2 separate regions of the Homo sapiens genome follow, and region 2 is linked to region 1. The links are chromatin loops, found by intact Hi-C in ENCODE. Cell type or tissue: heart right ventricle. All regions are shown on one strand.

Region 1 (5,000 bases):
TAAGGCTGTAAAATGTTTGCATAATTGTGGTTTATTTTATAGAGTAGAGGTCCAGGGTCACTTCATTACCCAGATTCATTATTTTGTGTATTCCCACCCCCACCCCACCCCACTGCAATTTCCTTGAATACTTAGATTTGATAAGCAATTAAAAAATAACTGTCTGGCTTGTTTTCTGAAGATTGGTGCTTTCCACGGACTGAGTTGCCGAAGACCGGGAGAGTGTGTTTTCATATGGAAGGTCACATCTATGCATCAGAGGCTATTTATCTTTTTCTGGCCATTCATTTAGAGCAGCCGCAGTTTTCTGAAGAAGCCACATGCACCACACTCCAACAGCAGAGAATGATTCGGTTCAGAGTGGGTAATGGCAGGGCCATGGTCTTGGTTTAGGGATATTTCAGAACTTTAATATTTTGGTAACCCATGCTCTATAAATCATTGAATTACATCAAGTCTATTTAAAACCCCTCTGGGCAGCTGTTTAAAATGCTGTCACTGCAGTAAGCAATGTCCTTAGAGTCACATGGCAGGTTGGGGCCAAGAAGGGGATGGGTTTTGTTTGTGTTTCTTTAACTCCAGTTAGGTTTACCCTTTGACTCTCCACTTCTGTGAATAGTCCCTCCATTTCCAGTTATTTTAAAGTCAGAATATGAAGGCCGCTTAGTCCATCGGGGTTAAGCCTTCCCATCAAATCAAATTCTTCTTCCTTGCATTCTTCTCTTCAAGCCATTTAGTGAAACAAGCACAAATTGTTAACTTCAGATTAATATGTTTAATAAGTGAAATCTGGACTATTTCAGGAAGGCAGGCAGGCCAGCAGTCTGGAGGATTGGTTGCAGCTGAGGGTTCCCGTGGGCTTCTCCTGGGTCATTGCTGGGAGCTGAGACCACCTGTGGAGCACCTGTGGGCAAGGCGGGCCTAATTACCCCAGAGATCCTGGCTTTGCTGGTCTTGCTCTCTGGCCTCCAGATTTGCTCTGATTCTGACAATGCAGTGGGTATCAGAGCTCAGGTCCAGAGGAAAAGCCTGGAGTGAGTGAGGCTGCGAGCTTCCTCTTCAGAACTCTGCATGCTTATCGGGGTGTAATGCCTGCCTCCTGCTGCTGCTCCAAGCTCCTCCAGGAGAAGGACGCTGCTTCTGCCTGGTCCAGGATCGTATCAGGGTCTGGGTAAGCATGTGCTTGAGTGCACAAAAAGAAAAATGTAGCGTCAGCAATCTTGTTCAGAGTTTTTCGATCCGAAAAAAATACAAATTAAGAATGGAATGTGCTACTTTAATTTTAGCAGACATAAATATTGTAACCTTAACAAAATCAAATTTCATTTTGAATTCCACACTGCATGCGGGGTGGGAAGAGGACATCCTTATCTTTTCAGAGCCTTGGGCCCCACAGTGGTCTTTATCCTTCTCTGGCACATAGTGGGCACTTAATAAATTATCCAATCAGTTCATGAATACTACAAACTAAAAACAGGGGCTTTGAAGTCAAGATCTGAGTCTGACTCTTAGCATCCCACTAACTCGCTGTATGACCTTGGACAGATAGGACAACCCTTTTGAGTTTCAGGTTAATTTGTTGGGAGGATTAGGTGAGATAACGCATGCTATATATTATATATGTGGTCTCTATTAATAAGGAATGGTATATATCTAGCATAAAGTATGCCCTCCATTGGATGTGCCCCCGGGGCACCCATAACTGTCCTGTCTTGAGAGACAAGTGCTGGCTTTACCTCTGCCTTTGCAGGTTAAGGAAAGAGGGCAGAGGGGAGGGGAGGCGGCCCAACTTTCTGTGCCTGTCAAGGCAGGGTTGGGTAGCTGCGGGCTAGGAGGAGGATGCAGGCTCAGCTTCTGCCCCCGCCCACAGCCTGCAAACCGAGGAAGGCTGGCCCGCGGCTCTCAGGCAGTTCTGGCTCCGGCTCTGGCTCCGGCTCCGGCTCCGGGTCGGGCTCCCAGGCAGCGGCTCGGGCAGGCGGCCTTGTGGCTCCGCAACCCAACCTCTTCCCCTCCGGGCGCCTCCCGGCTCCGGGGTCCTGCTGCCTCTGGGACCTCCTCACCCCCAGACGTTGCTGTAGTGTGTGTGTGTGTCGGGGGGGTGGGGGGGTGGTGTGGTGTGTGTGTGTGTGTGTGTGTGTGTGTGTGTGTGTGTGTGTGTCCGGGGTCCTGCTGCCTCTGGGACCTCCTCACCCCCAGACGTTGCTGTAGTGTGTGTGTGTGTGTGTGTGTGTGTGTGTGTGTGATGGAGTTTTGCTCTTGTTGCCCAGGCTGGAGTGCAGTGGCAGCAATCTCGACTCACTGCAACCTCCGCCTCCGGGTTCAAGCGATTCTCCTGCCTCAGCCTCCCGAGCAACTGAGATTACAGGCGCCTGCCACCACGCCCGGCTAATTTTTGTATTTTTAGTGGGGACGGGATTTCACCATGTTGATCAGGCTGGTCTCGAACTACTGACCTCAGATGATCCACCCGCCTCGGGCTCCCAAAGTGCTGAGATTACAGTCGTGAGCCACCGCGCCAGCCCGTTGCTGTATTTGAACAGAAAAAAGCAATAGTACATAAAACAAAAGGACAGCACTGGGATCGAAAGACGATCTGCTCCTTCGGAAGAAAACACAGGGTGCGGCGGTGACTCGCAGAGCTCCCAGCGCCCCAGCGCCCCCGCGAGGCCCGGGCAGCGTCCGCGCTCCCTACAGGGGGAAGCCCGCCGGTGTTTGGGAATCCCAGCGGGGTCCCCAGCTTGCCGATCTCCCAGCCCTGACCTTACTGAGATTTCTCACTAGGTCACTGTTTGTTAAGAAAACAGAGTAACAGAAACGAGGCAAAGTCCATAATTTTCTTCTTGCAAAATTCTCAAGTTTAGGGCAAAGGCAAAGGGGGGATGGAAGTGTGCCCCGACTCTGTAAGATATTCCCCTTCTCGGAGTTGTCTCCAGTGCAGGGCCTTTCCCTTGTCTGCCTGCCTTGAGATGCTTCCTTTATTGCTAACAGACTGCACTGAAATGTTATCTCTCTCTCTCTCTCTCTCCCCTTCCTCTCTCTCTTGCTTCTGTTTCTTCCTGAGAGTAGGGGAGGCACATTTTCCTCTCCCCTCCGTCCCTCCCTCCTTCCCTTCCCTTCCTTTCTTCCTCCCTTTCTCTCTGTCTTCCTACCTTCCTTTCTTTTTGGTTGAGTGTATGTTACTTGATTTTTTTTTTTCTGATAATGACCACACTTTTTAACCTGTTGCTTTCTTTTAGGAAGTTTGACCTTTTTTTTTTCCTCTCTCATCACTCGCACTCTGCCAAAATGTAAAGCAAATGTTCAGAATTAATTTCTAATATATGGGTAGAGTCCTCCTCCCAAGCCAGGTCAGTGAAACCCCTGAGATATTTTTTATATGGTCTTTGTTGTAATGGTACTACCAGTTTTCTACCTGATAGCCCTGTTTCTTTCTCTCTCCCTTTCATTTTCTCCTTCCTTCTCTCTCTCTTTTTCTTTCTGGGACAGCACAAGGACTTGTTCAATTTCATCTTCATCAATTGCTAGCTTTGTGACCTTGGATAAATCATTTAGCCATTCTATGCCTCCACTTCTTTATCTGCAAAACAGAGTTAATAATGTCCAACCTATAGGGTCATTGGGCTGATAAAATATATTACATATCATAATGTACTCTCCACATAGAATACACTCAATGGGGACTGTTATAATAATAAGTTATGGTGCTGCTCTTCTGAATAAAACAATTTTTCTCATCCTCACCACCCACCTCTGCCCCCAACCCTTTAAGAAAAGTTTGGTTAATGGGTTCCAGGCTCTGGGATCTTAGGTTAGTCAGGTCTTCACAGTCCTTCGACTTAAATATTCATATCATTGTCCCCAAAAGAGAGACCAGTAGTTGCTTCCCACCCGAACATCTGTATCAACCTTCTAGTCTCTCTGCCTCTACTCATGCCCTATTTAGTCCATTCTCTAAACAGCAGTCAGTATGGTCTTTTAAAAGCAAAAATTCAAGAGAAAACAAGCAAACAAAAACCCCAGGAATTCCAGATTATGTCATTCCCTTTCTGGAAATCCTTCAGTGGTTTTTCTCTTGTACTTAATGTGAAATCTAAACCGTGTTCTCCAAGACGAAGGCTTGCCCGTGTGGTCCCACTCCAGCCTGTCTCCCACCACCCTGCCTCTTGCTGTGTTTCCACTCTAGGACCACTCTCCCACCTTTCTATTCTCTTGAAGGCAGGACGCTCCCCGCTCTGAGGCTCTGCACTCACTGTTCCTGGCCTGAAACTCTCTTCCCCGATGGACTCCCAGCTCATATGTCACTTCCTCAGAGATGCCATCCCACTACCTGATCTAAAGTAGCACCCACACCCCACCCCCAGTTACTTGCTATTTACTTTACCTTATTTCCATAGCACTGAAATTATTTATTCATCTATTGATCAAATGAATGAACCCACAATTTAGGGTGAAAAAAATAACTTGTAAACAACCAGCTCAAGCCAAAAGACCACAGAAACAAATGCAATAATAGCTTTCAATGAAAGGAGAGTCACAGGATTAACTAATTTCTAAAATCAAAACAATGAAAAAGATTATTATTAATAAGAAATCTGATTCTGTGGCCTGTGGTCAGGACTTGGGTGAATATAATTCTGCACAAAAGAGAGAAAATCTGACTTCTCTCAGCCTGAAGAAGGTGGAAAAATTTTCTCCAAGCAGCTTCCGTGAAAGTGAGAGGAGGGAATGGGTTTGTTATTGTAGCTATGACAATCTCCTATGTATTCTACACTTACACTGACTGAGTTTGTTAAGGTAACCAGATTTTGCTCACCTATTTTTTTCTCAGGCTCTCCCGAAAGGCCTGTTTTCTTGACTTAAAATAAATGTTTGGCTTCTGTGGAGAAAATTCCAGGCTGGGTACAGTGGCTAACGCCTGTAATCCCAGCATTTTAGGAGGCTGAGGTGGGCGGATCACTTGAGGCCAGGGGTTGGAGACCAGCCTGGCCAACATGGCAAAA
Region 2 (5,000 bases), 140 kb before region 1:
TCCTACAAAGAACAAATACTTCCTTTATTCTTTCTTGTCCTTTTGTGCACTGGGATTCACCCTGGAGCAAACATTTACAGAGTAATTATGTGCCCTGAAACAACAGCAACAATGGTAATATTGACAGAGCCACAGCTATAGGTCTGATAACAGGATGGCCACAATTAAGAGTAAAAACATGAAACATTTTCATTGATTAATTCTGGGAAACAGCATCCCTCTGGATTTCTTTTAATGTTTTTTTTGTTTGTTTGTTTGTTTTTACCAGCTGGAGTTCCCTAGCTATATGCTCCTATTCCAGCCAGCTTTCTCCACATTAACCAAAAATAATTCAGATCTGTAAAAGTAAGGAGGGGCAGCACTTAATGTGTACATCAGAAATCCCTGAGCTCCTTCTGAGTATAAAGTCTGTACTTATTTCTTCCTGTGGCCTTTCCATAAACTGCTGTTAAATGTTTCTCTATTCACTAATACCTACTCTACAAATAACCATATTCCTGTGTGACAGTCACTGAAAACATCATGTTCCTGTTTTGAGTTGCACTTAAAAAAAAATGCCTTGATGCTGTTGGAATTTTGAAAGTTGACACAGGAGTACCCTTAGTCTTTAATGGGGGAGATCTCTACTTAACACCCTGCAGTCTCCAACCGCCTCCCTACCACAGGTGACCATGTTAAATGTTGACCCCATTCTAACCGGGAAAAGTCACAGAAGCAGAGACTCTTCTATTAGCATCTTATTTAATTGAAATGATACTGACCTATTTCAATTCAGTTTCTTATTAATTTTATAAGAAATGATCTGAGTGCTGATTCTGTTTACTTTTTTAGGTAATAATTAAAAAATGGTCCATCCCTTGTCCTCTGACATTAAATTATGTAGAGAAAGGTTTCCAGGTAATAGCTTATATTTTCTTTTCAGTTTCTTCCTTTTTATTTTAACTAAAAAGAAAAGAAAGACTAATGATTCTTTTCTGATTGATGAAAAAGTAATGGCTATATTGCATTTTAGAACTTTGTTTTGAAATACTTTCATTTGAAAGCCTAGTAATAATAAATTCATCATTTTTATTGATATATTCTGAAATTTAATGGCTGTTGGTTTCTCTTTTTCCCCTCAATGCTCTTAAACAGATTTCAAATGTTACAGATGATTGTAAGCCAAAGCTCTTTCATTTCTCCAAAGAGGTGTGTAAGTTATTAACAGATACTTTTAGTTGATTTTTCACATTTCAAGTTTTAAGAGGTTTGTGTAACAGGGTCTCTTAGGTCTTTGTACCTGTGACTAATTAATTTTCATGAAAGTGCTAAGTATAGGATTGCCTACCAGAAGACTACTATTATTTAACACAGGGTGGCCTATTATGAAACAGCCACCTTTTTTTTTTTTTTTTTTTTTTTCCTGGTATGCCTTTGAATGGAGCCTGTTTTAAATGGGCCTCTGCCTGAAAGAACAGATTTACCGAATGTCTGGTCTGGCCAATAAGGTCCTCTGTGTATACCAACTTCCTGTTGCCCTCTGCACTTGTAAAGCTAAATAGCCAATTATATCAAAAACTCTTCCCCTGTGAGTAGAACCTTGGTCTGTAGCTAAACAGCCTCATCATTGGACTAGGGATTGAGCACTGCCAATATATCTTCTGGCCGACATTCCAAAGTTGAAATTCATGATGCCAGGAGTAGAGACTAGGAGACCAAGTCCCTTTGCCTTCCCTAAAAGCCATAGGATACTGGAAATGCCTGTAAGAGCCCCTGAGCATCAGCAGAGGAGACAAGAACTGTGACATGGATGGTCTCTGCTTTACCACTCTAGAAGAGCTCAAAGTCTTCCCTGTTGCTGCAGGCTTATTTGTCTATACTTTCTGACTCTGCTGAAATGCTATTTTGTATAGTTCCCAGATGCTAGAATCCCCCCTGCTCATGTAAAACTCTATTAGTGTAGAATGTTAGCTTGGTTACTCCACCATGCAGAATTTTCCTTTTTATCTCTAGTTTTTAAATGAGAAATATCTCTCTGGTCCCAAAAGGGAGATTACCACATCTTTTACATGGTAAAGACCTCCAGGTGCCGTAAAGATCTAGGTAGGATAATTGACAAGCCAGGAAACTGAGCAATATATGAAATGGAGAATTTGTGAATTAAACTCTCATTTTCCTAGTCCAGCCTCAGGAAACACTACAGCTTCCTCTCTCCTAACCCCCTTCAGATATTTTAAGACTCTAGGCATTATGTCCCAAGATAGGTCTTCATTTCTGGAATTTCTTTTGTTTAAGAGCCTGAAGTTAGTTAAGTGGAAATTTTTTTAGAGCAGAAAGGAGAAAATAGATCACCATCGTCTATTTGGTAAAGATGGTATTTTCACTTAAATGGTAACTTTTTTTGCTTTACTCTGACTCTTAAGTATTCTAATAATAAAAACAAAACAAAACCTTATATTTGTATATTACATTGGATCTCTTAAGAGTTTGTAGGTCTAGAATAAATGATATTCATTCCCATTGAAAGAGATCCTAATCAAAGATGCTGGCAATATTAAAATGTGATTAATATTTTCAGTATTCCCTTGGATTGAGTTCATGAAAGCAGGTTCAAGAGCATTAACTATTAGTGCTGCTTAGAGTAATAAGATACATTTAAATTGTGCGTACATTTAGAAGACAGAGAATTAAAAAAGAGCATTTCTAAAATGTTATTTTTATCTCATTTAAATATTATTTATCTTATGTAATTTTTAAAATCTTATCCAGATAATGTAGAAGTAGTGATTGTAGTAAAAGCAGCATGGTATGGGCAGCCAAATAAAAAATATTCTGGCTAGTACAGGCAAGCCCACTATCAAATAAAATATTTGCTGGATCACAAGTGTTTTTCTCTTTTAAAAAATTCTTATTTTATAAAGAGAAGACTCATTAAAGATGAAATAAATGTAATCAAATTGATTTTTTAAAGAACTGAGTTTGTTGTCAAATGAAATAATGGTTTCAGTAGAGTGGCATTTAATAATTTTGTCTCTTTAAAATTTTTTTCAGAGTGCTTATGCCTTACCAACCATGGCTTTTTCATTTCTCTGCCATACCTCAATATTGCCCATATACTGTGAACTTCAAAGGTACTGTAGAATCCTGGAATATTTTAAATATATTGTGTATCTTTTTACCTCTAAGGCTTTCGGATTGAATGACATCCTCTTTTATTAATCCTTTCCTCTCATCAGTGGATCCTAAGTGTTAGTTTAAAACAAAACAAACAAGAGTTAGTTCTGTCCAAGTTAAGAATGTTTCCTAGAAGTGTAATCTTTGAGGCTGGCCTGTAATCCCAGCACTTTGGGAGGCCGAGGCAGGCGGGTCACCTGAGGTCAGGAGTTCAAGACCAGCCTGGCCAACATGGTGAAACCCCGTCTCTACTAAAAATACAAAAAAAATAGCCGGACGTGGTGGCGGGCACCTGTAATCCCAGCTACTTGTGAGGCTGAGGCAGGAGAATCGCTTGAACCCAGGAGGTGGAGGTTACAGTGAGCCGAGATCACACTACTGTATTCCAGCCTGGGCGACAGAGCAAGACTCTGTCTCAAAAAAAAAAAAAGGAAGAAGTGTAATCTTTGTGTACTAATTTCGAATGAGGACTTCTAGTGTATAGTTATTGATGGAGTTGTTCTTGAATGAGGAATTCTCTCGACCAGCTTAGGACATACTTGTTTCTTTACATATAATTCAGATCACTTATTCTACCTTTGTCATTTTTGTCTTTTAGTCCTTCAAAGAAAAGAATGCAGAATGTTACCAATACAGCAATTGCTTTAAGTTTTCTCATTTATTTTATATCTGCACTCTTTGGGTACCTCACTTTTTATGGTAAGTACATTTTAAAATTATAGATGACAAAATAATAGTTACATAGATGGCCTCACGCCAATCTATAGACTTTACCTATGCCTTTTATTACTAAGTTAATTTGCTCAGATCACCAAATTACAATGCAGTACTGTGGTGGCTCTTGAGGCCTAAACAATTGGATTATCTTTCTTTTAGAAAGGTAGTTCAGGTTTAAGATTAATGACTTCTTATGAAAATTTTCTTAAACACTTAAGTAAAACTTCAGGCTTAGGGACATGATTCTTTCTATAAGAAAAAATGTGCAATTTTAATGATTCTGTTTTTCTTAAATTTTGAATTCAATATATTAGTCTAATTCAGAAGTGTGGGGGTTGGGTGAGTCAGTCATCTTAATTGCAAAAGAACAAGTTGAGAAAGGAAAGGGTTTTACACAGAACTATATCTGTATACTTAGATGTCAGACATCTCTGCCTTCAGATCTAATTATCACAGGATTCAGCAGATGTGCATTCTATGATGCACCATGACCTTCCTCCTTAATTATTTTTACAGGTTCTTTTAAATTTATGCAACAAAAATAAAATTGTGTTTTATTTCTTTTGCAAAAACTGTCTGCTTTGTATGTTGACTTTTTTTCCTCTTCTGATAAGAACCTCAAGAAAAAGTAAAGTTCTGTGTACACCATCAGGAAAAGCATTATTTCCAATGTGAGCATGGTGCCCTGCTAGAGACGCTACAAAGAAAGTTAAAACAGATTGTCAAGCTTTTCTGATCATCATTAATAAAACAAAATTACTTAAATATATAAACTTTATTTTTGGATGTTGGGTTTGTTAGTTTTTATACAGACTTGAACTCAATAAGACTTTTCTGTGTCAATAAGATACTGTAACAGGGTCTCTTGGGATCCAAAAATATTTTGTATAGTGGAATAGCTATATATTTCTTTTATTAAAATTGCTACCTGGCACAAACACTATTATATTTAGGGATCTTCAGCAATAAGAAAAAGTCCAAAAAAACTGACCTCCTTCTTCTCCCTATGGATAAATAGAACTATCTGGAAGAAACCTCAGATGGCTTGCCAATATCCAGGCTGGCTGAGAAATTGTTAGATGAATCACCATTAGGTGCTTAGAAACTGTATTAAATTGTAGCTGTATTAG

Evidence for each region. A loop is a pair of places that touch in the nucleus more often than their neighbours do. Peaks named below come from ENCODE experiments on the same cell type or tissue, not always from the same donor. Only the 100,000 strongest peaks of a DNase experiment are listed, where the experiment ranks them.
Region 2: a loop joins it to region 1, with 2.1 times the contacts of the local background. A loop is called at or near these places in 9 of 110 quality-filtered maps.

Annotation. Positions count from the first base shown.
Region 1 is chr14:61,186,498-61,191,497 of GRCh38, forward strand. It overlaps a transcript of PRKCH not described here. Among named protein-coding and RNA genes, the nearest start is that of TMEM30B, 92 kb to the right of the region's middle. RefSeq lists an enhancer at 2,787-2,886. In heart right ventricle, a CTCF peak has its summit at 2,670; DNase peaks (open chromatin) are centred at 1,914 and 2,644; H3K4me3 peaks cover 1,453 bases; H3K27ac peaks cover 1,855 bases; H3K27me3 peaks cover 4,066 bases.
Region 2 is chr14:61,042,316-61,047,315 of GRCh38, forward strand. It overlaps SLC38A6 (solute carrier family 38 member 6), which reads left to right. Exons shown (of 16, transcript NM_153811.3): 9 at 832-897; 10 at 1,135-1,188; 11 at 3,031-3,110; 12 at 3,752-3,852. It overlaps LOC101927756 (a long non-coding RNA gene), which reads right to left. Exons shown (of 5, transcript XR_943921.2): 2 at 3,159-3,221. Among named protein-coding and RNA genes, the nearest start is that of SLC38A6, 64 kb to the left of the region's middle. In heart right ventricle, no CTCF peak of the experiment used is centred here; no DNase peak of the experiment used is centred here.